Linked DNA regions of Homo sapiens: regions 2 and 3 are each linked to region 1. The links are chromatin loops, found by intact Hi-C in ENCODE. Cell type or tissue: PC-3. All regions are shown on one strand. Each heading gives the region's core, and the rest is flanking DNA. Links, peaks and the distances in the headings are about the cores only. Region 1 has its middle 6.9 kb from the start of BMP5. Region 2 overlaps BMP5 (bone morphogenetic protein 5). Region 3 overlaps BMP5 (bone morphogenetic protein 5).

Region 1 (10,714 bases), core at 1,837-9,836:
TCCTAGATAAAGCAGGCTACAGTTCTCAATATTTTAAAATATATCATCAAAGTTATGAATTTGCTTCATTTGTCTCTAGAGCACAGCATAGAGTTACAAAGTAAAAATTTACCACACTAGAGGAAGAAACAACTCTTACTATCTTCCATATGTGTGGATTTTTGTTCTAAGATACATGTGAAAAATAAAAATGAGACTAGGCATCACAAGTCTTAAAAACTCATTTTCCCAAAGCATGATTTATAATATCAATCAGTGTAATTATAATTTAATTGTTTCACCAGGCATATAGCCTACCTCTATATTGGAAATCAGTTGCTAGTATTCTTAGTCAGAATATTAAGTAATCACCCTTCCCGCCGACCTTCCCTTCCAACTCAGACTAGATTTGGCAAACACTCATTTTTCAAAAAGATCAACTTGTGCAGTGAGAGAAAGAAAATAAAGAAAAAGCCTTCCAGGAATAAAGAGGAAATAGTAATCGCCAAACAAAAAGTCAGATTCATTTTCAATTAAAAGTATATGTATTTTACTCCATCATTTGAATTCTCAGGTAGACTTGTATGTGAGAGCAATTTGAAGGATAAAGTATTTTGCAACTGAAAAGTATAAACATTCCAAATTTCAGAGTATGTATTTAAAGTTGTATAAGGCATTGAACATACGGAATAAGCATATGCTGAGAAAGAAGACATGGGGACAGGAAAAACACCCAGGGCATCACAAAAATTGTGTCTAAAGATAAGCACATTTCAAAGAAAAAAAAAAGGAGCCTTGTAAAAATCTACCTTTCACAATGTAGTATTTCCCTGGGTATATCCTAATGTTAGGAACCTTCTGGTAAGGAACAGAGACAATGCAATTCATGTAAGAAGTATTTCTGCACTGTCATTCTTTCTGATCATTTTTCTCTTTCCCTCATTAAAATCTGACACATTTCGTTCATTGATATATAAACCAACTATGTCCAATCAACCAATTTTTTTTTTTTTGGCTTTTTAAAAGAAACTTGCTCTGAAAAAATTTGAAGCGTTTAAGTCTGTTTTGCTCACAAGGACCTTTCTATTTCACTTTTGGCTTTTTGTTTTTGTGTTGTTTTCTCCTTGAAAACATTTCTCCTTTCTCTCTATTAGGAGAAAAATCTCCTAATATAAAGATATGACTGCAGCGAAAGACAAATACCCAATATAAATGGCATCTGCTTTCTAAATTGTCTCTCAAATTAAAACAAAATTCAAAATCCTTTGAATGTAATTATAAATCTTAAGCAAAAGCTGTCTTAGATTGTATTGGAGGGAGTAAGAGGAAAGGGTGGAGATAAGGCCACTTAGAATGTTGAAGAGGCTGGAAGCAGTGGGATAATTTAGGGAAGGTATCACGTTCTAGAATCTTTTTGGTGACTACATGGACAAATGCATAACAAAGCAGCATCTATAGTATTAAATTGCTTCAGTTCACTCTCTTTGAGTGAAAAACATATAAATAGAGAATATGGTGTGGTCCAAAGGAAGGCAGAGCAGTGCTACACCACTACCATCTGACTTAGATTTGCTTGTTATAACCTGAAAGGGAACTGTAATCACGGGCAGCATAGGCTTTTTGTCCATCTTGATTTCTAGTTGTTAAGGAAGTCTTGGAAATGCATAATAAAATACAGTCACCAAAAACTTTTGAAATGTTTGGTATTATTTTTCATGGATGGTGACATTGCCGAATAGTTTTAAATGAACAGAAGATTTTTCAATATGCTTCATATTATTACATGTTCCTAAGATTGTTTTTATATTATTTCTTGAGAGCAAATGTTATCCTATCAATAGACTTAAGGACATAAAATTATTATTTCAATGTAGTTATTAATCAAGGGAGATTTCTACTTTTTTTCTTGAGATTTTAACTGCAATGCAAACTGCATGAAAATAAGGGCAGAATTTATTTTGGTCACCGGTGTAAAGCAGTACATATTAGTGGCTCAGTTAATATTTGTATAACAGTCTATTTTCTTAGCAAAGATGAACAATATTCCAGGGAATTTTTTAAGGGCAGGTCTCTCTGAAGTGATAGTTATAAGGATTCCTTAAGCTGATGAGTTGATGAATTGCTGCATCTCTTAGTATGCAGCCCCCCTAACCTTCTAAAGTTTCCTTTCATAAAGAAACTTGCCAGTTACACATCTTACCCCAGAGTTTTGAATCTAACTACAAACTTCTGTCAATACTAGGCAATTGGAATAACTCAGAAGAGAAAGCATTATATAAAGAATTACATTAGAACTTGCAAAATACCTCGGTCTCTCATTACAAGGACAGCATATTGAATTAAAGTAGCCCTTGGCCCAAATGAGCAACTTCTACTCCTGTCAGTTAACACCTCATTCCTTTGCACTGTAATTGCTTATTGTATGTTTTGTTTTGTTTTGTTTTGTTGGTGCTGTTTTTATGACCCATATTACAATGCAAGAAGCCCTGAAAATGACCATTTTTAAGGAACATTAGCAATTAACAGCACACCTGCTAAGGCTCAGTAGGTACATGCAGACTTGAAACACATAGTAGACCCTGGGATGAGGTGGGGTCTGGAGCATGGAAGAATACACTAAAGGCATGTTTGTGAGTATCAAAGTAAATGCTTATAAGCCCACACTATTTATACTTTTGTAGATGGCTGACTCTAACTACAAGTATTTTACCAATAAGTTGACCAATTCAAAACCCGTGATAGTTCATGAAAGGCACGACTGCCAAGTTACCCCAAAATTCCCATTAACAGCAACTTGATCCTCAGAAGGAAGTAAAATCTATAAATGTCACTAGTCTGATATGTTCACAATGAGACAATTTAAAGAAAACTTAAAAATTATCTAATGCAAAATGGCCTTGATGGCAGACCTACTATTATCTGTAATGCTTTAATGAAATGGCCCTACTATTCCATAGCATTCTTTTTTCCTAGGAAGCAGATAATATTTTATAGGGTCTTCTTCAAAACCTTTAAGATAAATTTACAGCCTAACAAATTGGCCCAAGATATATGACAGAAATTGTCCATCAGGAACGTAAAGAACTTGTGTATACATCATCCAAGATCCATTAATATTCTGTGATATGAGAGGATATGGACTATCTGCTTCCTAAGACATAATACCCTAAGGAAATATAATAATGGGGAACATAACAATAATTATTAATATTCAAGCTGTACATGTAAATATCCCTCTAACACGAAGGCTCTCAAACCAGGCTGCACATTAGAATCACAAACCGGGGACAGGAGGACATTTTAAGAAATACTAAGAGTAGGGCCACACCCAAGACCAATTGTATCACAACTCTTGAGAATGATCCCAAGCATTAGTATTTTTCAGTACTGATTAATATGTAGCCAAAGTTGAGAATGACTAACAAATAATCTTGGCAACATATAGATCACTGCACATATAATAAGCTATATATTTCAGTATCATAACAACTTCAAATTAGAGCAAGATTTTTTTATTTTTTCCCTGATCGCTACTAAGTTTCTATGATATGTAAATAAATTATTCTTTAAACAGATACACAATGCTTGCATCAAGAAAAACGTTTCCATCCATTTACAGACTAAATACTAGGCTATTCTGTACCTACTATAGCAGTAATTAAAACAGTTCCTACTCTTCCCAAAATTAGAGGTCAGTTGTTTCTAGAACAATTTCCTTAAGTGTTTGTATTTCGAATACTAAGCTTAAAATGCAGTTTCTTAGACACAAAGTGCTACTATTTCACAGAGGGAATAAGAATATATTTTTCAAAATGGTATCTACTTATTACACAGTCCTCTGCTCTTATTTGTAGTTTTTTTCTTAGATTATAATATAATGTGAATTATAAAGCCTCCTCTACTACAAAGCTTTAAAATCTAATTTTAAAAAATTCAGTCATTATTTGAACTCATATAAAAAGAACTCTTCATATCTGTACTGGATATGTTCAGTTCTGAAGTTTTCCCATTTTCTTGGTTTTTGGAGAGAGCCATGTGCATGGGTGTGCATGCACATGCATCTTCCTCAGAGGTGCATGTTTATTTCTGAAGTTTCCTCTTACACTGGATCTCCTTTCCGTCTTCATTTCCCAGTTACTTCCTACATTTAAAATGTATTGATTTTATCTTCTTATACTTTGCATTCTGTTTATATCTTTTGTTCCTCTATTTTACAATAAACTTTTTATCTTGAGTCTCCATTTTTAAAAGGCTTATCCCTCCTAGTTTTCTTATCTAGAACTCTCTTTCAAGTGTGTAACTGTTTTCTTTATCTCTCACCTTTCACCACCCCTTTCTTCCTACAGAGAGGGATTTAATCCTACCATCTCTTCTCCTAATCTCCAGTTCTTTTTTCTTTCTTCTAGAACAGTTGTATTTTTATAGCTGCACGTTCACCAGCAAGACAGTGATGACATCGATCTGCAGTATAATAATATTCTTCCCATCTTATAACTTCATTTTACTTTTAAACTGCTTTTGCGGAAACAGATGCAAATATTGTACCCTATTTACCCAACCCAAGAAGATCAGTGTTTTCAGATGTAGATATAAATTCTTTTGAAATATTCACAACTTTTTCACTATTTCTGGCCAAAACAATGATAATAATAATAATAATAACAATAACAGTAATAATAACTCTGAATTTGTTTTTTAGAGATGCGTCTCACTTATGTGTCCCATCCTGGAGTGCAATGGTTATTCACAGGCATGATCACAGCACACTACAAACTATAACTCCTGAGCTCAGGCAACGCCCCCACCTTTTCCTCTTGAGTAGCTAACACTTATAAGCATGTGCCACTGAATCCAGCAATAACTCTGAATTTTAACGAGATATGCAGCCTCATAGTAAGAATACAAGAAAATAACCTAAGTAGCTGTGGAAATTATATCCTGTCAGTTCTCACTTATAATGAATAATTATCTTTGACTCTAAGGAATTAACTTCTTACCATCCAATAATTTTATATTCTGGCATGAGATATTTTCTTTTAATAGTAGGCTCTAATCCAATATGCAATCTCACTTAATACTGTGTCTTCTAAAAAGCCTTCTAAGATTTGTGTTTTCCTCCAACCACTTCTAGGGAAATAAAGTTAAGCAAAATTGTCTACAATTTCTACAATAATCCAGAAACTCCACATATGTAAATATACTACATACTACATATATATTTTAAGCATGCTTCTTAAATCAGTGATAAAGGCACATTAGAAAAAGATCAATCTAATAACATCCCTTACACAGAGTCAGACAAGTGTCAACACTCACAACTAGTCAAGCTTTTCAAGAGCTCTCTAGATGCCCAAAGTTATTTCCATGGAAATCTAGAGCAGTTCAAATATTCTCAGCTTAGTCTATAAATCTAAATATACAGATTTCAATGGGTGCTTGCCTCTGCAATTGTAAGCCCAAGAACAGGCTAGCATGATCTTCCTACCAAATTGAAATATAAATCACCCATATATGATAGAATCAGAATCTCTTAGATGGATAAAATCAATAACTACAGGGCATAAGCTTAAAACTCATTACTCTATGATATGAATACTATATCTTTGCAACTATCCAAATGTCATTTGGATGCTTGAAACTTTTTAGTAGAAAGTTTCTATTCCTTATCACTTATCATGTAATCAAAGAATGTTGTAAAAATTCTTCAGTTCTCATTGCTCATGGTTTTTCCACTTCCATGACTAATGCCAGGGATATTTAAGAAGCATGGTGCTTGCCAAGGAAAGTGCATAGGGCTTGAAGCCAGGAAACAAGATTTATATCTTGTTTTTGCCACTTACTGTCTGAATGACCTTGGAAAAGTCACAGTGGAATCACACAACTACAGAGTAACAGCAAAGAGTCACTTTTCTGAATCTAAGTTTCTTCATCTGTGAAATGGAGAAAAAAAGAGTCCCTTATCATGAGGCTGTTGAGCCCATTAAATGAGAACATGTATGAGAAAATGCTTCATAAAAGTCAACATGTTTCATAACTTATTATCATGGGCACTTCGCCCAGTAAAATTGAGATTCTTGTGAGCTTTTCCATTGGTTACTTCACACTGACAACCTGGGATTCAATGTTTGTATTTCTGTTTCATCACTTGAAGAAGAGAAAAAGACTTAAGAATTACTATGAAAAGATCATTTCACCAAATAAAATTGTTATGTCTACAGATAGACAAAGTTAGACAAAGCCAGGGATTTCATGCTGTTATCTTTCTGTACAATCTCCTAATATCCTGGAGGACATACAGCATTTCTCTCCTTGGTGATATTTCCTCATTGTTTTAACAGCACATCTCAAATCTGTTCTCATGGTATCCTACTGCAGTAGCAATAGAGAAAAATAGGCTTGATTCACTAACTGCTCTTCCACTGCACAAGGAAATAAAATTAAAATGCACATCTACCCTGAGGTTTTTCATTAGTGTTAAGGGAGGCTGTCAACTTCTGAATATGATGAGTGAAAAGAGAAAAAGTTAGCTTGTTCACCCTTGAAGCAAGCAATACACAACCAACTAACAGCTTGGTAAAAGAATCATCTAAAGCATATAGATAATTGCCTACAAGGATGTGGTATTTGACAGTGGAGACGTTTACTTTACATAATTGGGAGCATTGGGTTTTGAATTAGAACTGATTCAAGCACTGGTTTTGCTACTGTCTGCTTTGTTACATGTGAAATGTCACTTAACACATCTGCCTCGGTTTCTTTACCTTAAAAAAGGGATATTAATAAGAAATATTTCAGAAGATTTTTATAATCATTAAAGGATGCAGTATGTGAATATTCTTTCATAAATGTAATCACTATCTTAGCATTTGTCACATTATTCAGATCACTGTGGAGAAGTGTATAATTTTCATACCTTTACAAAGAGATCGCCCAAAACATTTAGCATGCTACTGCACATTTAGATTTTTAAAAATATGGTAGTGAAGGGGAGGTGTAGTATATAGCATTTTCCAAAAAAATTTTACTATGGAATCACAGTATCTAAGGAGCTAAGAAGGTGATTATCCAAGGAGCTGATTGCCATCATGCAAAACATATCCTAAGACTGATTTTCAACCAGAACATCTGGAAAAGAGTACGTCTGTCTTGTTATAAATGGAGAAGCAAAATAACACAACAATTGAAAGCCTCTGCTCAGGAACTAGACTAAATTTGTATCTCACTCCACCATTTCATAATTGTATAAGCACTATCTGCCTCAGTTTCCTGATCTGTAAAATGGAGATAATGGCAGGTGCTATCACTTAGGGTTTTATGAAGATTAAATAAGTTAATAAACATAAAAAGACTTGGCATGGGTCCTGACACAAAATAAATAATAAGTGTCAAGTGTTATAATATTTTACTACTTCTTGAAGGATGGAAATTTCTTCTTATGCATTATTGTTGCCTCAGTGTTATAGGAACAGTGTTTGATATATAGATGTCCAATAGAATGAATATTCATAGAGTGAAATTTATAAATTTGCTTAAAAATATTTACAAACCATCTATAAGCAATGACAACTATTAAATTAACATTATAATTATTCATATATTTTATTACTTTACTAATATTGTATCAAAGTCTAAGAAATGTATGTCACAATTGTGACTGGTCCATATAAACTTTTACACAGTTTATATGACAACACAGCTTAAAAAAATGCATTCTCCAGTTTAATACATAGCAGTCAAAATGCTTATCTACTAAAGGATATTTTCTTATGCCAATATGACCTATAACAACACTAAATTCCTTGAGAAACACACATAGAAGTAAGCAAACATAGTATGAATCCAAGGTATAAAAATCAGTTCACGGTTTTTGCTCTCTCTCTTCCCAAGTCTCACTGACCAGCCGTAGACAATTTGACTGTCATTTCCGCTCTTTCAATTGAGAAGCAAGTGAGTAGAAGAAAGATAAAATTATAACTAGTGTAACCTATTCTGTCCTAGAAGTCTTTCTTAAGTTAGCTGGTTAAGGAGTCTTACATGAATAAATAAGTCATTTAAAAAGACTTTGTCACTAACATTGATAAGTGAAAAATAAATGCATTTTATTCATTTTGATAAAATCAATTATAAAAACTTATTTGGGCTTACCAAATAAAAATAGCTATCATTCAAATATGTAAAGGCTTTGTTTAAAACTTGTTTCAAATTTGCTATGAGTGGTTCATTAATTTATATTTAGTATTATTTGCCAAATATACCCAATTCATAACTTTTATATACATATTTAAAGATAAAATTCTCAAGTTCAAAAATGTAATTATAATAAATGGTAGAATTTACTTTTTCCACGTTTATGAGAGTAAAAATGAAAGTCTTTTGGTGTTCAGACCAAACTCAAAAAAAATCCCTAAACTTCTGTTTTAGAATTTTGATGCCAAGCCTTTGCTAAGGAAGTAACAATCCACAGCACTGTTGCAAACCTCTAAAGAAATTAGTTTTTATACAAACACTGACAGGCTCTGACCATCAGTGGCATTAGAAGGCGCCACCATAATTGCAGTCTCCTTAAGACATAACTTATTTCAGGCTAAGTAGGAGAGCCAATATTTTGTATTTTAATTAAGAAACCTGGATTTTGTTTGTAATAATTGACTGTTAAGTCAATTATTGCCAGGACATACTTGTAAAAGAGAATTTGTGCCTCCAATAAGCTTTCATTTAAGATTTTCTGGAACAGATTTGGAATTTGGGATTGAAATCTGTTTCAATTATTTATGTTAGCTGCTTTCATTGTAATACTAATAGCTGAAGATTGTATTTGTATGTATTTTCAATAGATGAAAATATTCATAAATGTTTATTATTTTCTTCTTGAAGAAAATGTTGAAAGATAATGATGAAATTATATTGTCTGTTACGAACTCTCAATCCAAACTATTCCCCTTATTAACTAGTTAGACATGAAGATAAATCACTGTTTTCATAGTGTTACAAAATAAATTAATTAATATTAAAGACAGAGTAGAACACCAAAGAGACAATCTAGTAACAAAGTATTTTAGATGTAAAACACCCATATGATGATGTTGAAAATGTCTAATTTTTGGCTGTTCAGATCAAACTATTCTATACAGTAATGCTTTAATGTTCTTATACTCAAAAAATGCTACTCAATTATAATTATTTTAAGTACATGTGATAGTAGTATTTATTAATTTAATAAAAGTCAATTGTTTTAAAAGTTAATTAGAATACATCTGAAAATTTTACCTCTGGAGAATGAGTTTCCAAAGGAAACTAGATGGAACACTGCCACCTCTTGGTTATATAAATTGTAAAGTTGCAGAAATTTACTGTAACCTTTTTGAATGGAAATGTTTAGACACACTTTAAGCTTTTAGAAATAATAATCCTATCTCTATTGCTATGAAAATATACATCTTTAAATTTTTGCTTTTCAGTTACAGTTCTTTAAGTATTTCACTTACCATTTTACTAAGTTTGTCCAAAAACTCTTGAACTTTAGAACCTGGAAACAATTCTTCATGTTTATTTTGTAAAGAATGGCAAGTAATGACCTTGTAATGAAAAACACAAAGGGACTTTTATATCCTGGGTCTCTGTTATGAACATTTCTATTACTTCTTTTATACCAAACCACACCACTAACCTAGAGAACAGTATTTTGCAACGACACACTCAAATATGCCGAAACACTAATTACATTTCTTTCGGCTAGAAGGATTTATACCTTCTCACCCCATAAGTATTTTATGTACACAGTTTTAAATTATAGGGTAAAAAATTATACAGTAAGTACCTAGGCACATCTAGAGACTAATTTCGTGGGTGAAAAGAAATGAAAGGCTCTACATAGACATAGATTTCACGTAGGACAGGATCTGAAATTATGAGGTTGTCTCTACATGGGGTCAATGTAAAATAAAGGAAATCAAGGATGGGAAGGAAGATATACATTGATAAATAAAGTAAATAAAGGAATTGGTTCAACAACAAATTTCAAAAGTAAATAAAGGAATTGGTTCAATAACAAATTCTATTATTATTTTTCAGTACAGTTCTTACAACCTGACTGTAGTAAAAAAGCACATCTCTTGCTACATAAGTAAACAGTAAATCACATGTAATCAAAATAATGAAGTGAAATATACAGATGAGCTTAAAGGAAAATAAGAGAAATTCCTAGGCACCAACAACAAAGAAGAAATGTAAAACCAGATAATTTACAAAATGACTCAATAGATGTTTAGGGGGTTATCAGGCTCAGGAAAAGCCGCATTTCTAGGGGATGCAGATTAACTGTCCATATAGAGACATGAATATTACCTTGGACTTACATGAAGATAGATGTTGAACTTGAGATCCTTATAGAGAGCTAGGAAAATAAAGGGGGGACCTCTGAGCAATTGAAGAGAGAGATAAAATAATAACCCCTAGTGAAGTAATATTTGATTTGGCCTAAGGATATAAGTGAAAAATAAATTAAAATTCTCCTTTAAAAATTAAAACAAGGCCAGGCATGGTGGCTCACAACTGTAATCCCAGCACTTTGGGAGGCCGAAGCAGGTGGATCACGAGGTCAGGAGTTCAAGACCAGCCTGGGCAAGACAGTGAAACCATCTCTACTAAACATACAAAAATTAGCCTAGCAGGGTGGCGGGCATCTGTAATCCCAGTTACTCAGGAGGCTGAGGCAGAGAATTGCTTGCACCCGGGA
Region 2 (10,714 bases), core at 1,159-9,158, 120 kb before region 1:
TTAACAACACAAAAAACAATTTTGGCAATTAAGAACAACATAAAGAATCATGTGATCCACAAACAGTTTACATTTGATAAATATTCTTATTGTCTCAATTTATGATATACTTACATTTTGTATTCCTTTTAAATAAAGAACCAAATCAAGAACAGCAGAAATTAGCATCTGTTTAATATATTTTAAAATATGGAAATATATTTAAACAGCACATTTAAAGAATAAAACAATAGACTTCCATTTCTTATTCTCTCAATGGTACACCATTAATTAAAAATATATTACTTAATGTACCCCTTAATATAGTTACTGTCAAATTTTCTTTAAGATAAACTGTATTTCAAAACAACATTTTAATATACCCGAATTACAAACAAAGCCATAACATTTTTGAAGACATTTTTGGTATACGTTTGGTTTGAAAGATCCAAAAGGATGATTAATAAATGGTGCTTTATGAATACTTTAGATTAACGGTAAATAAGCCTAACCACAGAGTCACCATAAATAGCAAGTTATCAATCTAAAGATCATTCTTCAAAAAGTCAGTGTGTGTTAAAGAAAGGCCTTAGAGGGCATTCTAATAGATAGAGAAAATAAATTAATTTTAGAGGGAAGAACACACATGCACACACAGACACACACACACACACACACACAACAGAACCTTCCTGTTTGGAATTATTTGTGCTTGGAAGAAGGTTTACAAAATGCCTTTACAAAATAAGGTTTTCATTGAGCTCACTCTCAAAGATATGAAAAATGAATTTCAGCTGTTCTTTAGAAATGGCAATTCTGTCAAAGCCATTCTGGGACTTTTGGTAATTTCCTCCAGTTTAGTTTCAGTGCTTTTACTTCTAAATAAAATCCCTTGCATCACATCAATCAGCAAACTCAGTTATAAAGGAGAGCTAAAGAAAATGGTTCTTTCGGCATCTTCTGCTCTTGTACATTTTACGCATGCAGTGACTCTTGCCTGTGGGGAGGAAAGTGGAGCACATGTAAATGTTTCTTTATTTTGGACTAGGTTTTTAAATCTGAAAAAAAAATTCTGCAGCAGTAGTGTTCTAGATAATAGGCAGACATGATTTATTTGAGGTAAGAAGGTTGTACTACAATTAGTGTTAACTTGGAAAGCTATGGACACAGGCTCAAGCCTGTCTCCTGAAGCTTTGAGCTCTTTGCAAAATCTACAATCCACAAGCCAAAAAGGAACATGCTCCTACAGTTACACCACTTCTGTTAAAGCAAACAGTTAAAACAATTCTGTGCAATCTTTCAGCTTCTATGTTCTGCCTACCGTTTATTTATTCAAATCCAGTTCAACATTTCACTTTATCTAATGAAGCAGGAACTCTAAAAGAGAAATTGTGTTTATCCAAGAATTTTTGTTTGGGTTGTTATTTTTTTAAGTCTTATTTCTAAATAAATATTCTATCATGGTTTTCATTGGCACAATATAACTAAATTATTCAATTTCCTTCCACAATATTAAACAGTCAAAGGAGTTCTGTCTAATCTCAGAAAATTATGTAAAATTGTATTAGAAAAAAATGTTGAAATGGAATTGAATGGACTCAGCATAACCCATTGAAAATTATACTAGATGATCTATTGTATAATGTAGTGGCCTATGAAATAGATTTTATTGATAAAGCCTCCACAGAAGAGAATATATACGTTTAAATAAATAAAAATGACTATATACATGATATTGTACATAGGAAAAGAGTCAAAATGAGCCAGACTAATTTTAGGAAATTCCCCGTTTGTCTGAAAGTATGCTTTTTATTGCAGCCATAAACCTTAATACAGATCTTTTTGTTATTATCAATATTATTTAATATTAGTGGCAGCCACATGAGCGTACTACCATATTTCTATATTTTTTCAAAATGACATTGGAGCTGTCATCAAAGTACAGAACAGAGATGGCATTTAATTTGGTTGGAGCACAACAAGGCTTTGGTACGTGGTCAGGAAACATCAGATGAACCTGGGAAAGAAAAAAGGTTTTGTTTTATTAAGAAATAAAATATACATTCTTTTGCAGTTTTAAAATGGTATGATTATTTTATCACTCATAATCAGGCACACCATTAAGCTGATCTCCCTTCTCCCATTTATTCCATGACTGGGGTGGGGGACTGAAGGATGTATTCTTAAGCATTAACACCTGGAATCAACCCAGCCAATTCAATTATGTGTTTGAACCTTGAAAAATATCTCACCAAATAAAGAAAACTTCCTCTATAGAATATTCAGTGGAAGTTTTCCTAGGGAAAGAACACAGCAACTAGCACGTTGTTGCTTTTAGTTGAAATAACTGTTCCTATATATATCATGAGGAATATGGAAGTTACAAGAGCAAATCAATGAAAACACATAGTTGCAGAAAGATTTGGATCTAAGAATTATCTTTTAAAAGGAAAATTAAGCAATAAATCATACATTTTAAGCCAACTCTTAATTTTCCATGGTAAAAGAAGCATAAAAATCATAATAAAATAAAATCCACATATAATCCAATACTTGCCTTAGAGCAATGATTTCAGCTCTTCATAGAATTTTTTTATCACATTGGCTGGAGTTTAATATCCATTTACTTTTTTTCTCCCTTGCCTGCCCCCTAGACAAGTGCCAAAAAGCAGGCTAAGCTAAATCAGAAGCAAAGGGCCTAGAGACTTTACAAATGAACATCCACCTCCCCAAAAGCCTAAAAAGGTGTCTGTACATGAAAAGTGAAATGCTTAAGTAAAGGGTTGATAATAATTTTGATCAGACTGGCAGTCTGCCTATGATTTGAAATAATTGAGAAAAGAGCCAGAACACAGTTCCCCCATTTCCCACCCACCTATTCTGGCCCTTCCCCCAGAGGAGTTTATGGGAAATCCCACTGATGAGTCTTACGGGATCCACAAAAAGCAAATACAGCCTCTTACAGTTTTGGCTGTACAACGTCCTGGCTGAAATGATATAGGGGCCTTGCATGTGGACAGAAACAGCAGGAAAAATGAGGTGATCTGACATGAACTTGAAATTTCCTAAGGCCTCACAAAACTAAAAGTTGGATAGTTTCTACAAATTTCTGATGCTGCTTATGTCCTTCATCAGCTTTATCTTCCATAACCCACACATACATGATTGATAATCCTGCTGTTTCAATGGCCTTGGCAGCCTAACGGAAAAAAAATGGATTGTTCTTGAATGGTTTCTCAATATATTAGTCACAAACATGCTTTCCTCCGTCTTTTTGTTTCATGTCCTTCACAGAACAAACATAAAGCGTGCACAACACCAGGGAAAAAAAATCAAACTTCACGTGTATGCTCCAGTTTTGCAATGACTTATGTCCTACATCCCAGGGTAGAGATACAGAGCAGACTCTTGTTCAAAGTTTGTGTCAGATTTTTTTTATATTTGTTTTTTGATACTTTACTACAGCCATAAGAGCTGAAAATATGTATTTATTTATTTTAAAAAAGAAAAAATGAGAGAAGGGGGAGTATTTGACAAAGGGTATTTTTCAATAAGTAGGCATTGCTTAGCCTGAGGGAATTTTTGATACATTAGATCCATATCTAAGGAAGCAAAAGTCTGCTTTCATAGTCATCAAAATGATGATAAAAAGAGGCAAAGAATTTTCTGAGAAATTAAATAGCATTACTTCAACTGATAGGAGTTATTCTATGACCTTACAGAAAGACAGTGATCATGAAGTTCTCTTCATAGGATGAAACAACAGCATTCTTCTTTATCTGATATGCTTTCATGTCAACATGAATTCTCATATACAAAGAGAAAAGTTAGCTTCTTAAAAATTCTTTTAGTGGTAGAAGTTTGAATGCAAAACATCCATCCTTGCAAAGCCTACCTACACTCCATACTCCTGGAAACACTATTCCATATAAAGAAGAGCTTATACTTACAGATAGCAAAGGTGAAGTCATATCAGACTTTAAATCCCCCCAGAAATTTACTCTTTACCTTGTATATGGCACTAAAGTAGGCATTCTCACTGGTCATGAATCAATAAAAAGAAGAATACTTATAAATAATTTATTATCAAAATGTATATTTGCTTTATCTTTCTGTTGCTCTCTAGCCCAAGGTTATTTCCAGTCTTTGATAACGTTCATGCTCTAGTTGTTATAGATTGCACTTTTTGGTGTCTAGATATTCTGTCGTATTTTATTAAGTCAATAAAGATGCCAGTAAATATCAAGTCATTCAAGTATTTGCTTTTGCCAGTTCACAGATATCATTGTTTATTCCTTAATTCAGCTTTAAGTTTTAAATTAATTGTGGGGGAAAATAGCAAACTTATGGAGAGTCGAATCTTCACAAATTCTAAGAGTAATTCTTTCTTTTTCCATAAATAAACCTCACCCACAAAGACAAGATTGTCTACTATCTACTTTTCTCTTACTGGCGTCCACCAAATAATTCCACTCCCATCAAGCCTTGATTCTAAAATAATGTGTTCTCTCCCATTCTTCTTAAATACAAAAGTTAAAATTTTTATATTAGCCCAAACATTGATTTAAAATTATGTCACATAGTCTGGTATGTTTTCTAGGAGCCTCTCATTTAGTCTTAGGGAGATTGTTCCTCTGCCAAATCGATAGGCCAGATGCTATGAGGTACATCAGACTCTCAATAGGTTTCATGAGCTCATTAGGTACAAGGCAATCAGTTAATCACGTCAACCCTTCAGTACATTGTTCATAAAAATAAGCCTAGATTATTAGAGATTTAATCACTGCTAAGTTTCTGAGATTGAGGAATAAAGAAAAGGAAGTATAATTTCTACTTTAAAGATTACAGGAGGAGGAGGAGAACAATAAGAAATAGAAATTAGCTTCCTATTTGTATACTACATTGAAGAACTTTTATAATACCAAAGTATGTTATAGAACATTCTTAAATAATTAAAAACCCTCAGATGAAATTTAGTACAGCTATTACTCAATGTTTTTGCAATGATTACTAATGAATTGCTAGGTTAGAAACAGCCCCAGGGAACCTGTGTGCTTAGTCATACTGTGTAATGAACAAACAGTTCAAGATGACCATTTCATGTTATTACTCCAGTTTTCCTAGCTGAATCCTTCTCCATTGTGTAACTGGGATTACTCTAAACCAGCCCGAGTTTCCTGACTATACCCACAGTTGTTACTTCAGCTCTAAAAAGAAACAAATGAGTTTGAGAAGATAAAATAATGCATTAAAATTGTAAATAGATGCTTTCCTCTAAAACAACTTTATAATATGCTTGCATTCTAAGCTTTTCTTAATCCTTCAAAAACAAAGCTTACCAGAGTCTGAACTATAGCGTGGTTGGTGGCATTCATATGGGCGTTAAGTGGAAAAGAACATTCTCCATCACAATAAAATGCAGCGTATCCTTCTGGTGCTATAATCCAGTCCTGACACATACACACACACACACACACACAAAAAAAAAAAAAAAAAAAAAAAAAAAAAAAAAAAAAAACAACAAGAAAAAATATCACCAAAGTAAAAATTTTTAAAAAATCTTAAAAGTTATTGAAATATATTGTATCTGAATAGGTTTCTATTCTTGGTCCAACAATTATTCTAATGGAATTATCTTCCCCACACCCTTTAATTTTAAGCTGAAGTTTAGGACAAAAGTATAAATATTTTCACAAGAAATTGTCCTCTCTAATTACTCCCAAGGGGTAGTTATGTAAGATATTCATAGTATGTATTAAACATGTATTCACGAATAAAACTATTATAAGAAAATAGCATTCTAAATATTGTTTAAACAGGAAATGATGAACTCTGGAAAGTTCAAGTGAACCCGAAAGAAAAAGGAGAATCAAGTTAATTGAGATCATTCTCATTACTTCTTAAGAACTCATTCTTAGTTTTATAAGTCTGACAACATCCTAAAGCCTTAATATTTTTTCTGCATGCTGTTTTTCTTTCCATTCATGCATTAACTTTATGGTCTCTTTAGAAAAAATAAATTGGAGCAAATTCCTAAAAACTGAACATGATAAATTTCGGGAAGCTAAAGAATTGGTACATGAATGGTTGCCTTGATATTTTTCCCACAGAGAAATAAAACTTGGCACAAATGTAGGAATTATTGAGTTATTCATGTGGAAAGTTTATCATGAATTTTGAATATATTTACATTTTAATAGTATTTCTCAATACAGGAACTCATATATGAGAATCCATTCTAATAGAATATTAGGAGAAGTCTTAAAATTTCATTTTAAACTGTCACCACATAGAGCCATTAAAAAATTACTTTGGTGAAATTTTCCTCCTCATCCTGTTTCTAAAGGCTACCCAAAAGATAGCAATACATTTTTAAGTGCAAGAAAAAAAAATGTCTGTCATCTTCCCCATGACAGGGACATTCCAATAGTTGGAGACCCTCAGAGGCTTAGTGGAGTTACTTATACTAATATGAACAAATCTTCTATTTACAATAAAATTAAAAGTTTGGAATACTTAAACAACGGCACTCTTTTTTTTCTTCCTAAATATCTTAGTGTTCTATGTCTCATTCAGCGTAGTTTTTTTGTTTGACTGTGATACCTACTAATCATGTTTCAATGGTAAAAGGTTAATTGAGAAATGAAAATAAAGTGAATAAGCCATATTCTAAATGGTCATGTCAAAAATCATTGGGTATTATATTGGAAAATTACTGCCAAAGACTATGACTTATTAAGGATTTATGATAATTCAGAAAAGAAGCACCAAAGTTGACTGAAAATTCCTACCTGCCATCCCAGATCCCGGAAGCTCACATAGAGTTCGTGCTTCTTACAGGCTTGTTTTTGCTCACTTGTGTTATAATCTGAAGATAAAAACCACATTTTGAATAAATGGTTGCTTACAGATATACTAATACTTCTTTTGTGAGATCACTGGTAAGATTTTTTAAAGGGGTTTTATTTGAAGTTGTGGAAAAATGAGTTTCAATCTTAAAGTTAGAACTACTTACTAACCATGTGAACTTCAGTCAAGTTACTTGTCCTGAGTTTCTTCTTCTGTGAGATGTAGACAATACCATTTACCTGATGAAGCTCTAACATGGATTCTGTTAAGCCATCTACTTGACAGGGCACAGCATGGTGTCTGTCGTTCATTGAGTACCATCTGCTCAATGAATACTTATTCATTAATTCATTCATACTCTAGGGGTACTTAATATATTGAGAGAGATTATATATATATAATATTTGTGCAATAACTTGTAACATCTTCCATGAGGCAGATACTGGGATCTTACTTAGCTGATTTTATTTTAATAAATATCTTAACCTCAGGATACCACAAGTTGAGCTTCTAATCATCCCCCAAAATCCTGTCCACCTGTAGACTTCATTCTTGACTAATGGTAGTTGCCTGGGTTAAAAAATAAAAACCAAAACAAAACAACAAGAATCAAAATAGTTCTTTTTTTTTCTTTCATTTACACATCCAATCTGTCAGGAAATCTCACACACTATCTTCAATAAGTCCAAAATGCACCTGCTCTCACGCCCTTCATAATTGGTCTTGGTCCAAGACACCATCATCTCTGGCATGAATTACTGCAATATCCTCATTGCTAGTCTCCCTGCTTCTGCCCTTGCTCCTCTATAGCAAACTAGTCAAGTGGACCTTTTAACAAGTAAACTTAATTACATCACTTCCCTGCCAGTCCCTCTATGGTCTTCATATCATTAAGAGTGAAATATTCTCAGAGTGGTTACAAGGCTCTTTACATTTTGGTCTTATTACCCCTCTGACTCATTTGATCCTATTACCCCTCTGACTCTCACTTCTTCTCCTTCACCTTGCTCCAGCCACCATACCTCCTTGCTGTTTCACTCACAGTCAACCTTGCTCCCACTTTAGAGCCTTTTCTCTCACTAGTCCCTCTCCCTGGATAGCTACATGGCTAATTCCTGCATCTTCATGTCCTTGCTTAAGCAACATCTCAACAAGACCTTCACTACCCTTTTAATATTGCAACTCTCACCCTGATACACCTGATTTCTCTCACTCTGTTCTGATTTTTTTCCATCTCAATTATCACTTTTAGAAATGCTATGTCATTTCCTCATTTATTTATGTGTGGCTTCTTGTCTGTTTCCTCCCACTAAAATATAAGCGTCATAGGGGCAAGAATCTCGTTTGGCTCTGTTTTGCTCACTGATGTATCCCTAGTGCCAGGAACAGTGCCTGGCATAAAATAAACATTCAAAAAAGTATCTGAGGAGTTAATGGACAAATTTCTCATAGTGTTCCATAAGTGATTTGAGGCAAGTGAAATACTATCATTACATATTTTGGAATGTAATCTGAAATACCCATAACTTTTTATAATTGTTTTAAATTATTAAATATAAATGTAGAATTTCAATCTTGCATCTGGAATAAAGTAAAATACTGAAGAAACACAGAGATTTATGGAACATTTTTCATTCTTGTCTTGTGTTGGGTTTGCTCACATTTTGTACAAATAACATTCGAAAAACTAGTCCACTTTGATTATTTCTAAAATAAAATATTAAAGAAATAAAATTAAAAAATAATTTGTTTTACAGTTTTTGTTAAAGTGTCACCTTCCTGTTTAATTACTCTCAACCTCTAATGAAAGTGTAGGCAAGTTAGAGATCAAAGGAGCCCATCATAGAGGGCCTTGCTTCTCATGGTTACTTCAAGTAATTATTTGTTTAATGTTAATCTAAAAAACAAGCTAATGATTAAATTTTGAAATCAAGGTATTTTTCTTCTAGGTTATTTATTCCTACTATGCAATTAACTTCATTAAAACAGATTAAATAAGTAGATAATGGGAAATGGGGGAGAGAGGATTTATTTCAGACTCTACATTCTGGTTCTTCTTCAGGGAAATATCTCCCTTGCAGCTAACTTTGTTCAGGCAATGGATAAATAACACTTTAACACTAAACATGAAATGGTTAAATTTCCTCGATCGTGTTTAGAAAAAGAAATAATTGATTCTACTATTGGTTTGATTTCATAAACTCCTTGATATACAAAACGGGGAAAAACAAATGTTAGCTATGCATTGGACCAGGGGTCAGCAAACTTTTTAAAAGTTTTTTAAACTTCTTTAAACTTTTTTTTAAAGAAACTGATAGTAAATATGTTGGGCTAAGTGGTCTCCTTGCAACTACTCGATTTTGCTGCTGTAGTATAAAAGCAACCGTAGACAATACGTAAATGAATGGGTGTGGCTATATTCCAGTAAAACTACCTATGGATACTAAAATTTGAATTTCATATGATTCCCACATGCTGCAAAATATTGTCCTTCTTTTCCACGCAAACATTTTCAAATGTAAAGACCACTCTTAGTAGGTCATACAAAAACAAATGATAGGCTTAATTTGGTTATTAGGCCTTACTTTTTCAAACTCTGCATTAGGTAATAATGGGAATATTTATCTATTCATCTTTGTCTTAATTAAAAATATTAAATATGAATAACAACATTGTAGCCAATAGCACATACATGTTTATATGAAAAGCCATAAACTACAAATATGATTATTTGAATTCTATGTATATAAAAAATAAAGAAAATAAAACTTTAAAGTCAAAATATATCTGTTCCATATATATGTCTTTTTATGCAGGCTAAGTGATGTATATAATGTAACATCACATAAATGTAACAAGCAATGAAATGTATAACAGAATCTGGTTCCAAGAGTCTGATTTCATAGAGCATTAGGACCATATGCTTATTCTGTCAGAAATAAAAATTAATGGATAGTGAGTGAAGTAAATGTTGTACCCAAACTAGAAAAGCCTGCAGTTAGGTTTACTCTAAATGCTTGGCAGAATAAGCCGTAGGAGGAAGGGCAAGGAAGTTAGATTTATGTCTTTTAAAATACTGATGGGCAGCCTTTAGGAGATTAGTATGAAATGGATATAATTCTACTGTTAATGAGCCTGCCTACAAATGAAGAGTCATGGCAAAAATTATTAAAATGTTCTACAATCAACACTAGAAAAAGTAAACCAACATGTCTTATCCATAGTGCAAGTGTTATCAATAATATTTCTCTGTTTTGTCTCTTAATAGTAATAATATTAGGAAGCCCATGCCAAAATAGTAAACATATTGCTAAATACTTTATGCAAATTTCTTTATGGTCAATTTCTAGATATTGTATAAATTTAATCTTTAGTTCGATTTTCTTTAGTTTGATTCTTTTTGTCTTAGAATAAAATCATGAAAAACAAAATAAATACGTGGAGGTAAAAGTTGGTAAAACACAAAAATTCCTGAATATGATAAGAAGAACACTAGTACACTGTTGGTGGAAATGTAAATTAATACAACCTCTTTTTTGAGGTTCCTCCCAAAAGTAAAAGTAGAGCTACCATATCATCAAGCAATCTCACCACTGGGTATATATCCAAAACAAAGGAAATCAATAAGTTGAAGATACATCTGCACTCCCATATTGATTGCAGCACTATTCACAAGATACAGAAGCAACATAAGTGTCCATCAGTGTATGAATGGATAAAGAAAATGTGGTACATATACACAACAGCTTATTATTCAGCCATAAAAAGAATGAAATTGGCCTGGCGTGGTGTCTCACACCTGTAATCCCAGCACTTTGGGAGGCCAAGGAGGGCGGATCACGAGGTCAGAAGATCGACACCATTCTGGCTAACACGGTGAAACCCC
Region 3 (10,714 bases), core at 992-8,991, 57 kb before region 1:
AAGCTCCTGACAAAGGAACCCACAATGCTTTGCCTTCATCCTCCATAATAATCTCTGGTTTATTTTCCCCAGAAAAGTGGAAGGTGGTTCAGGAGAGAGCAAGAAGCTGATCCTCACCTCCATCTCAGAATCTAAAGCAGGCATACAGAAAAATGTAGCTACATTTGGGGGCATATTTTTTTAAATTTTATTTTACAGAAACCCTGGACTCAAGCCATCCTCCTGCCATAGCCTCCCAAGTAGCTGGGACTACTATAGGTGTTCCCCACTGCACCCAGTTGGAAGCATTTTTGTCCTGTGGATCTTGGCAAGGATGATGCTCTTTGGCTCTCTGACTACAGTAACACCACCTCACATGATTCATAAAATTATTCTCTTAAAATATCATTATCTTGGTCCTAAGAAAGGTCCATTTCCAGAGAGATTATTAATCAATTTTTCCTAAATAAGGACAAAAAACCCATTTGTAAGATGTTATTTTGGTCCATAATTTAAATCTTGTCTCTGGTGATAGTGCAGACTGCCATGATAGTGCAGACTGCACACTCCTCCTTCCTCTCCCTTTTGTCCATTTGACTGGGCTGTGTGAGAGTGGAAGTCTAGGGGAAGAAAATGCCTGCTACCTAAGTAGCTAGTAACTGATGTGCATGTAAGAATGCTAAAACTAGCCACAACTTTTGCTTTCAGGGAACTAAATCTAACTCACTGTATTCTTATTTTCTTATCCTAAATTTAAATGAAGTAGATGACATCATGTGACCATATCTAAATAGCATTTATATGCCAGACTATATTCTCAGTATTTTATCATCTTATTAATATTAACATATTCTGCCTCATAACAGCCTACAAGGTAGGTTCTCTTATTATCCTCATTTTAGAAATGAAGCAACTGTGGAAGCATGGGGAATAAATACCTTACCAAAAACTTTGAACCCAGGCATTTGGTGTCACCAATCCATGGTTGTTAAATGTCAGGATATGCTGCGTCTGCTAACACACTATGGCTTTGTCCTATTTTGTTAACATAGACCTAAAATCTTGTATTTACAAGTCCAAAATCCAAAACATTCTGAAAACTACGAGTTTGTTTTCAAGCTCTTTTGACAGAAGAACCAGAAGTTAACTGACATGAAGTGATTTAAAGTCTCTTTTTATCCCAGTTTCTATAAATATTTATTGCTTTGCTGCAGAAATTGTCATGTGTTGGCCTAGGTGGCACTGTCCCAGACCCTGCTTGACAAATACTATACTTCATGATATATGCACCAACCAGCCATTTGAAAATATATTTTCTCCATTCTGAAGGTCAATATTCATAATTCTAAGTGATAACAACCATTATTCATTTTTTCATTAATATTAAATTGTATATTTAAAATTTTAACCAAAAAGCAACAAGTATAGTCCTAAAAATAAAGGCTAAGACATGAGTTTGCTAGGATCCAACCTAAAGTGTGCACCTGCTTAATGCAGATGAGTATTGAATTCATGTTATGTAATCTACCGTTCTGGAATCCCCTGTGAGATGTTAGTGTAATAAAGTAGAAAGCTAGAATTTCAGCCATTATTATAAAATTTCAGTTTTCTAATCCAAGCTATTTAACTTAAACCCTTAAGGGGACTCATTTTCAAAGAGTTTAATAAAATTTTATATTAAATATACCACACAGAACGAAGTTGCATTGCAGACTTGTCTGGTGATTCAAATCCTTATATCCTACTGCTTTGAATCATAATTGCAACAATAAATTCCATGGGACATATTGGAATGAGTAATGGAATAAGACTTACAGCCTAATGATGCCCACAAATATTCAACAATGTAATCTCAGTTACCTCAAACAGTAACACTAGGGAGGTGGCAAATATTAATATCCCTGACTTAAGAATAAGAAATTGGGTGATGACAGCTACATAGTAACAGATGTCTGTCTCCTAAAGTTTATTATAAATCTTCGTTCAATACCTATACCACCTACATAATGACATCCTACTGTTCTGCACTTAGAGGCTAGTTCATTGTTAGTTTAAACAATGTCTTTCAGCAGTACACAAAAAAGTGAAGAACAGAATAAGGAATTTGATCACCAAAAAGTATATAGCATCTAACACATCACAATACATAATCCAGAGAAATCTTTTAATAAATATTAATTGAATGAAAAATTGCATGAATGGGTCAAAATCTAGTCATCTCTTTCCACTCAGCAACTCCTGCTGCATTCCCCCTTGGCTGAAGCCATGGTAACTTATTTAAGTATCATTTGTGTGGTACATATTTCATTTAATCCCCGTGACCCTACTTAAGTCCACTAGTTTTATAACTTGTCAAAGAGCCCAAAACTTGTAATCGAAAGATAACAGATTTCATCCCAGGATTTCAATTTCTAAGCCCTCATTAACACAGCCGGAGTGTGTTTTTCTGAATATTGTTTTGTTTTGTTATGTTTTCAATCTAATTATTTCTTGGGAAAGTTGACCTTGTTTCAGTGCTTTCGTTATCCTCTCTCCAAAGAACCCTTCCCCTTCCCTTTATGATGCTCCCATAATAAAGACATGCCATTCTTTCTGGACTCAGTTCATTCTTTTAGAACACACCTCCTCCTATCTTTATCTTAGCACATGTGTTTTTATTCACTTATTTAATATTGATTACATTTCTTATCTAAGGAATATTTTATGAATAAACAAATGATTATATAATTTGAGTATTATATACTATATATGTTAATGTAACATCATACTTTCACTACAACCATATGTTGAAATTTAATTATAGCTTTTAATTTTGACATAATTGTGATTCACCGGCAGAATTCCTTCATACCCAACCTTTTATTTACCAGAGCTGCTACCAAAATCAAAACTCCCAAAGTAGATGAAAAAGAACAAACACACACATTTAACACTCCTTAAATGTCAGCTTTTTAAGAAAGATCTTTGTCTTATTCACATTGTGACAAATTTGGCAAATATTAAGCATTCTGTCTTTCTGTATATTACAGTATGCTATAACCTACTGCAGTGGTAAATGACTTGGGAAGGTTAAAAGATACACAAGTAAATGAGAAGAAAAAAAAACAGAGAAGTGTATACTATTATTGGCTTTGAGATTCATGTATTTGGCCCTTTTAATTCATTCCTTAATGTATATTTTACATCAACCAAATACCATGAATTTCCAGAATCTTTACCAGTATTTCCAGTAAAATCTGTTTTATCAGATATAGATACACAAGACTCCATAAAAGCCCTAAACACATTCCCTCTTTGGTGGTGAAAAAGCATCTCTTAATTACCATATAAAAACAAATAAAACAAGACAAACAAAAAGGCAGAAGGTTTGGCTCATTTAAGCCAGACCCAGACTTGTTAAAGGGGATAGAAGGACACAGAGTAAAGACACACTGAGATCAGGGGTTAATGCTTTTTTTCCTAGTACCATCCCTTATCTCAGACCAAAAATGACATTTCTCTCGTGTGAGAATAGAAAGAGTGTTTAGTAACAAACACTTGTGTCAATCAATTTGCTTCTAATAATTGTATTTAAAAGGAGACCACAGCAGCCTGTTCAAATTCTTACATGTGCTGACCTGTCTAACAAGACCAAGAGGGGGGTGCATTTTGCAAACAGCCATACATAGACTTCACTAATCCCAGACTCTTCTCTCGTTGTCATTTATGACACACACGTTTTGAAGATTTCCAGGTGTAAGCCATTTAATATCACCATAAAAATGAAAAAAGGAAACTTTACAATGATACACTTTATGGATGGAGGTGTAGATCATCCCAAATATTATCATGTAAAATTATTCCATTCAAATAAGTCCATCAACATAGGGTTGTTTATTTATTAGAGCTGATGGTTGCCAACAGCGCTCTCTAAAAAAATTAAAACAAGTTGCTTTCCTATACCCACACACACATACACAAACTCACAGAAAATAAAACATCAAAACTTCAGCAAAACGTATGCATTTTACCACCCAAATCACAAACACAACAATGATGGTAAACACACTTCCTTCTGCTTCTAGGGAGCAGGTTTCTTTGTGTGTACTCCAAACTATGTGAAATTACAGAGCTATCTAGAGAAATAGAAAACTCAACTGCACTGCTAGAAGAAGAGAAATAATTTATTATTATATTTTGGTTTAAAAAGTGGTAACATCAAAGCATACAAGATGTAAAATATGAATCAAATTATTCACATCCCATGATTAATGGACTGATAGTGAAAAGAAGCAGAATTGCCTTTATATAAGCACCAAACTATGTCCTAAGTGCTCTGAATTGTCAAAGTTCTGCAAAGGTTAAACTCTGTTTAAAACACACACTGAAGACTTTTATTGTTGAGATACAAGTTAACAGAAGTTAATGACTGATAGAAGTTGTTTTTTTTTTCCTCCCAAGCAGATATCTCTCTGAATGACTTTATCACTAATAGAAACTGGATGAAATTGTCCTGGGCTAAATATTTTCATGTCTACATTATCTGAAGAGTAGAATTAATTAACAGAGGATTACAGTTTTATCTATGTAGTGATTTATCTGCAGTTTTAAGGAGATGCATTCATGGGCAATCAGTCTTAATCTCCCACACAAGAGCTGTAACTTGGAAGACACAAATAGCAGCAGTAGCTGTAAGGCAAAGATAGCATTCTCCCAGGAGCCTAGCCAGCTGTTGAAAGAATACAGATCATTGTTTGCTGCTGAGTGCAAAAAATCATTAAGAGATTACTCATAGAATTATTACTAATCTGTGTTGCATTGTAAAAGTGAAAAAAAAGCAATGATATCATGTGACTACCAAGATGCATCACTTTCCAAGATATCCTTCGCTAACTAGTCCACCAAAAAACATAAACCTAGTTCTATAAAGACTTATTTATTGGTCAGTGAAAGAATATGTACATGTTTTCCATGAATGGATAACCATTCCAGAGAGTGTGGCAAACTCCAGATTCCAGAAGTCTTAAGAGCCTGTTAATACACAGTAATATGTGACCTGAATGAAAGAAAATTGTCTCCCTGAATGTTTTGTTTCAAAGGATAATTTCAATTGACTTTCAAATTTTCTACAGTTATTATCCTCTTACTCATAAATATTTCATGAATACAGTTTTATAAAGAAGCAAAATCTCAAAGAATTATTAGATAGTTAAATAATTGTAATATTCTACTATAACTAAACAAATTGATTTTCAAAATCAATTTAAATATAATGCATATAATTTTGAAAATTAAGACATTTAATTGTTGATTGAATATTAGTTTACTTTAAAAATATAATAGTTTAGAAACAAGAATTAAGCCTTACATAAAGCTCTAAAATTAGAATGAAGTTGGTCTCAAGGTGTTCCTGTTTTCTTTAAATTAGGCCTAGCAATGAGCTTTCAGTGATTATTTAGAATACTGTAATGATAACAGCTATGCATACCAAGCATTGGTATGAAAATTATATATTTAATAATTAAATTAATAACAAATAAACAATTGTAGCAATAAATTAATTAATGAAGGAGTTAATATAATTAATAAATTTTAATTTTTTGTTTCTTCCCTAATTTGATCCAACAAGGTGGAGCTTCCATTATCTCCCTCATGGTACAGATAAACAATATTAACTTTCTCACTGTCACAGAGTTAGTTATCACAAAGCCAGAGATAATATCTAGGTCTTATTACTCCTAATATTCTTTGCATGAAAGTTTCAACTAATAACAACTGCTACATCTGTCTCAGGGCAAAGTTTTCCTATTCCATTCCAGAACAATGTTTCTGCTTTAGCCTTACTCCCAAGCTCCTATGCTCATTCTTAGCGTGCTCTCTCCTCCTATGCATTTAGTTTCTTCCTTTTTCCTCTACCTTAAGTCAGTGTTGTGGAGACAATAGAACACTGGGAACACACTTGCAGATGAACAAAGTTGGGTGTATTGACTTGTTTCAGCTTGTATTATGAGATGGATGCCACAGCAAATCTCAGTAAAAGGCTGTTAGAAAGGACTCATTAGGATTGTTAAGTAATATAGTAGAAAATTCTAAGAGGAAGGGTTTTCCTCTGACCTGAGTGCTCTTAGGAAGCAGAGGTAAATTAATCATTTGGTATCTTAATATAATTTTCTAGAAGCTAGATGTCATTGTGGTTTTTTTAAAAATGTTTGTTATTATGGAGTTAAAAAAAAACCTGCAGGCTAGGTTCCTACAACAGTGGATAGATAAAAAATAGTTGTATTTACTTGACATCTTGTTTATATATTGGTGGAACACGTAGCACATATTTGAAGGTTCACAAATTGCCAAGAAATATCAGTGTAATCAAATTTACTGGTTCTTACAAATTTTTTTTAAGTCTTAAAGTCATTAAGTTATTTTTATCACTGAGGATAACAATGCATTCCGAAGTATACACATAGTTTACTATTGTTTTTATTATGAGCATTTTAGAAAGGAAAAATTATTAAGTGAATGTTAGAAGCAAATACACATCTTTTTGAGTTAAACGTTAATATTAAATGTCAAAAATTAGCTTAGAATACCCACAAAGGGTGGTACTTGACTGATTCATTCTGTATAATGAAAAATGGTTAATGATGAATGAGTATATTTACTACACAAATAACAGATTTCAATGACACTATGTACAAATATTTGAGAATGTTTTGTGTTTACCTGTAACAACTTAAAATAAAGGCATAACTGTCTGATAGCCATCTTTTGGTCAATATTTAGCTCTTACATTTTCTTTAGTGGAAAAAATCTGTTCCTTTTACAGATTGTCTGGCAGCTAGAGGTCAACCATTCTAATCTCACCAGATTTCACTAAATGATCTTGTGAATTCTTCTGCTCCATCAGTAAAATAAAACAGTTTTTAACCACCTTTAGGTGATAGAGGTTACAGTAAGTCTATGTACACAAAAGACTTTCCTTTACATCTTGAAATCAGTGAGTTGATAGTTTATCTACAGTGAATATTTGTGGTTACATGACAAAAACAGGTCAAAGGTTTTGTGAGTTTTCTTCTGAAATTGCTCAGTGCCTTCTCTAATGACTGATAATTGAAAACAGAGATTGGGACTATCAAATGTGGTGGGTGACAGATAAGTAGTAGATTAATGCCAATACTTGGTTACAAGACACTAAAAGGTCAGAAGTCACATGAATTAGCTATTGTGCTACTGTGAAAAGACAGACATCAAAAGTCTATTATCCCCTTTAACAGCTCTTAGCCTAGCTTGAAATCCATTCTCACTTCCTTAGATTATAATTTACAAGTAATCTCCATGCCATTTTACATATGATGTCAAAGTGAAGCCACTCACCCTAAGTATATCAATAGTTGGAGTTTGCATATTTTATTTACATAATAAAGAAAGTTTGTTTTTAAAAAATCACATTTTTAGTGTATTCAATGTTTATCTTGGTATATTTTAGGAACATTTTATTTAGAAAAAAATAATTATACTCAATGAAAAAAACACTTGAAAAAATAAAGAAGTTGACAAGTATATTTTATTTGCTCAATATTTCTCTATGGGGGAAATGGAGTGGGTTTAAGACACAGTTTGTATAGTTTAAAGGATATGAGGATTTTTATAGCTGAACAAACAAATAAATATCTGAAATCACCCACTTTTAATTTTAAATTGGTATAATATAATAGAGTTCACTCAAGTTCAATTTGTGGTTCAATCTGTCATTTTGCAAAAAGACAAACTATGAATTTTTCTGCCAAATGGGTTGCATCAGTGAAGTTTGGTACATGGATGTATAATCACAAAGAAATGTGATTATCATATGGAATAATATATAATTAATAGAGACACATTAGTTTTACAGGTTTCTAAGATTAGGAATAAAACTATAAGAATATATTACATATACACTCTAAAATTAATATAGGAGTAGCTGATGTTCTGTTCTGTTTAGGCAAGAACTGCAAGTGGCCCACGTTTGTTTCCTAAGGAGTGATTATTTGCTTTATGTCTCCCCCGGTAGATTGTAAGCTTGATAACAGCAGCACTTTTGTTTTGCTTACTACCGTACACTCTTCCTTACCTCAATCCCTAGCACACAGCAGGTATTCATATACATGTATAATAAATAAATATAGGAATATATGTTGGTTTTCTTGTTTTTTTTCAGATTTTTTTTTATTGTTTCATAAGGAAGGCTAAATCCAGACTCTGCCATTCCAGTGAATTCAAAAGCAGAACCCCTCAACCATCTACTGTGGCACAGCCCTGCTCATGCCACAAAATAGTATTAATATTAGTTCTAATAGTATATATATATTTTTTACTTCCTTCTTCAAAGGAAATTCAAATAAATAGTGATAACTAGACAGAATCCTAATGTCACACATTTATTTTCAGTTTCACACTACCTGTGTTGGTACTTAAAAACATATGCTAGTGTAATAGAATCTCTATAATTCTTTAATGAATATATTACTCTTGAGGAAGAAAAAAAGGTAATTCAAAAAATACATAACCATGCAAAAAAAATAACATTTATCTTATGGTTATTATCAGAATTGTATTAAAGTAATCCACAGAATGAATTACGCATTGTGAAACACCATATGTGATGTTTTTGAACATAATATGATAATTTCTATATTCTCATTGATTTTTTCTTATGCATATAAAAATATTCCACCAAACTGTGTATATGTAATATAACCAAATCTTTGGTAACATATTTATAATTTTTAAGCTTCTTTTTAAGGTATTAAAAACATTTGGTCCCTTCAAAAGTATGGTTGTTTTGTGTGTTTCTTTTACATTTGGTTGTTAGGACTGCTATTATATGTCATAAGTTTCCCTAATATCATCCTTACAAATTAAACTTTACCAGTCTTTACATTTACAGTTAGAAACTGGAATACATAATACATGACTTAACATCTCTTTATAGCACATTATTAAAATGGTGAGTTATATGAATCAATGTATTGTATTTAAAGATGTATTGTATAATTGGAGAGTTACTTCAGAACATATGTGTATTTAATAAAGATTTAACAGGTGCCAGAATCAATAAAGAAATCACATGATCTTCCTACATTTTATTGAATGAGACCACACTGTAATTAGAGTCAAGGGATCCTTAGTGGTCTCAGTTCACAGAGTATTCACATGAACAGTCTCATATTTGGGTTGACATGGTTTCACACTCTTGGACTTTTCCTTTGTATTGGGATTTCAGGTCAACCACAAAACTCAGAGCAAAATTCAGCTACGCATCTTTGAGCAGTATCTGGTTTTGAGTTCAAATATACAAACCCTTCAAGTTTCTTAAGATGCACACCTGGAAACAACAATAAGTCTTTTGAGATTTATGTTAGACCATCTTATTTTAGATTCAAATTTAATAATTTCCTGAGTCTCCAATCCAATGTTATGTTAGTTATCAGATGATCTGTTTTCTGATGCTTTTGCTGTTAAGTTTGACTTGTTCTTAATGTTATTTAGTAATCCATCTAACTAACTCATATATACTGTTACATAAAACCTAAATTTACAATAGAAAAGGCTGAATTAAAACAATTTAAGTCACATATTCTCCAAAATGGTCAGGAATTGATGATATCTACTATCTCCAGAAATGATTGTGTGAAGCAGATACAAGTTTGAGGTTAAAATAAGCAAGTTTGAGTATTAGAAGTTTACAAAGCAGGTAGATTCTTAGGTTTCTCTTCACATTCTGTGCTTTTGAGTGACTGTTCTTTCCTACATGAGAAGTTTAGACTTTTTTTTTCCTAAAGAAGGGAAAACAGAGGGTTCTTCACTGGCAACACCAGGCACAGTTAGAGTGTGTTAGCATACTCAAGACAGAGGAACTAGACAAGAATATTCACCCTGAATGCTAAATTCCCGGCTTCTTTCCCCACTTGGTTGCCAGGATGTCGACAGCTAGGGTTATATCTTCTAGGCAAGAGAATGAGAATCCTCTTTTTGAAATCTGACAAATCCAAGAGGAAAAGACCAAGTTTCCACAAAATAGCAAAGAAACAGCATCCTAAAGGGAAAATAATACTGACAAGTTCCGCCAATATGCTAAGTTGCTAATCAGCATTTTAATATCTCACTATTAAATAAGCACAGACAACCAATTATTACCAGATAGCTGAGAAAATTCTCCACCTTGAGATATAAACGTAAAAATTGATTTTTTTAAGGAAAGGAACTTGGAGGAACCTACTAAAAAAAACTACTATATTATCCTTTAAGGGCTAAAAGAAATTATTGCATCCATGGAACAAGTACTAATACAAATCCTATAAAATAGAAATAGAAACAGTCAATGCTAAAACATCTCTTGGAAGTAAAGCAGAAAGTTAATCTCAGTTTGAAAGATTGAATTGAGCAAATTCTCAAAAAAGAGAGCAATTAGAAGTGGAAAATTAGAAAAGAAGACTTTAAAAAATAAAAAAAAAATGTCCAGAATCAGCCAAATAATAGTTTCTGGAAAGAGAGATGAAGAAAAAAAGAAAAAGGAAATCATCAAAGAAATAGTTCAATTCACTTATCTGAAGTACAAAAAATTTCAAGACTAAAAACCAGTGTTCCCAGCTCAGTGGACACACATCGTTGTGAACATTTAGAACACTGGAGGCGAACAGAAGATTTTACAGGCTTCCAGAGACAAAATACAAATCACATACATATAAGAAATAAATAAACCAGAAAGAAGACAAAGACA

The links. Peaks named below come from ENCODE experiments on the same cell type or tissue, not always from the same donor. Only the 100,000 strongest peaks of a DNase experiment are listed, where the experiment ranks them.
Region 2: a loop joins it to region 1, with 5 times the contacts of the local background. A loop is called at or near these places in 3 of 110 quality-filtered maps.
Region 3: it touches region 1 in a loop (2.3-fold over the local background); 3 of 110 quality-filtered maps call a loop at or near these places.

Annotation. Positions count from the first base shown.
Region 1 is chr6:55,877,097-55,887,810 of GRCh38, forward strand. No RefSeq gene overlaps it. Among named protein-coding and RNA genes, the nearest start is that of BMP5, 6.9 kb to the left of the region's middle. In PC-3, for the core only: a CTCF peak has its summit at 9,333 (motif pointing left); a DNase peak (open chromatin) is centred at 5,765; H3K27ac peaks cover 2,334 bases.
Region 2 is chr6:55,753,687-55,764,400 of GRCh38, forward strand. It overlaps BMP5 (bone morphogenetic protein 5), which reads right to left. Exons shown (of 7, transcript NM_021073.4): 5 at 6,771-6,847; 6 at 5,319-5,429; 7 at 1-1,996. The coding sequence ends at 1,847. Among named protein-coding and RNA genes, the nearest start is that of BMP5, 120 kb to the right of the region's middle. In PC-3, for the core only: no CTCF peak of the experiment used is centred there; a DNase peak (open chromatin) is centred at 5,065; H3K27ac peaks cover 3,698 bases.
Region 3 is chr6:55,821,207-55,831,920 of GRCh38, forward strand. All of the region lies in intron 1 of BMP5 (bone morphogenetic protein 5), which reads right to left. Among named protein-coding and RNA genes, the nearest start is that of BMP5, 49 kb to the right of the region's middle. In PC-3, for the core only: no CTCF peak of the experiment used is centred there; a DNase peak (open chromatin) is centred at 4,685; H3K27ac peaks cover 1,299 bases.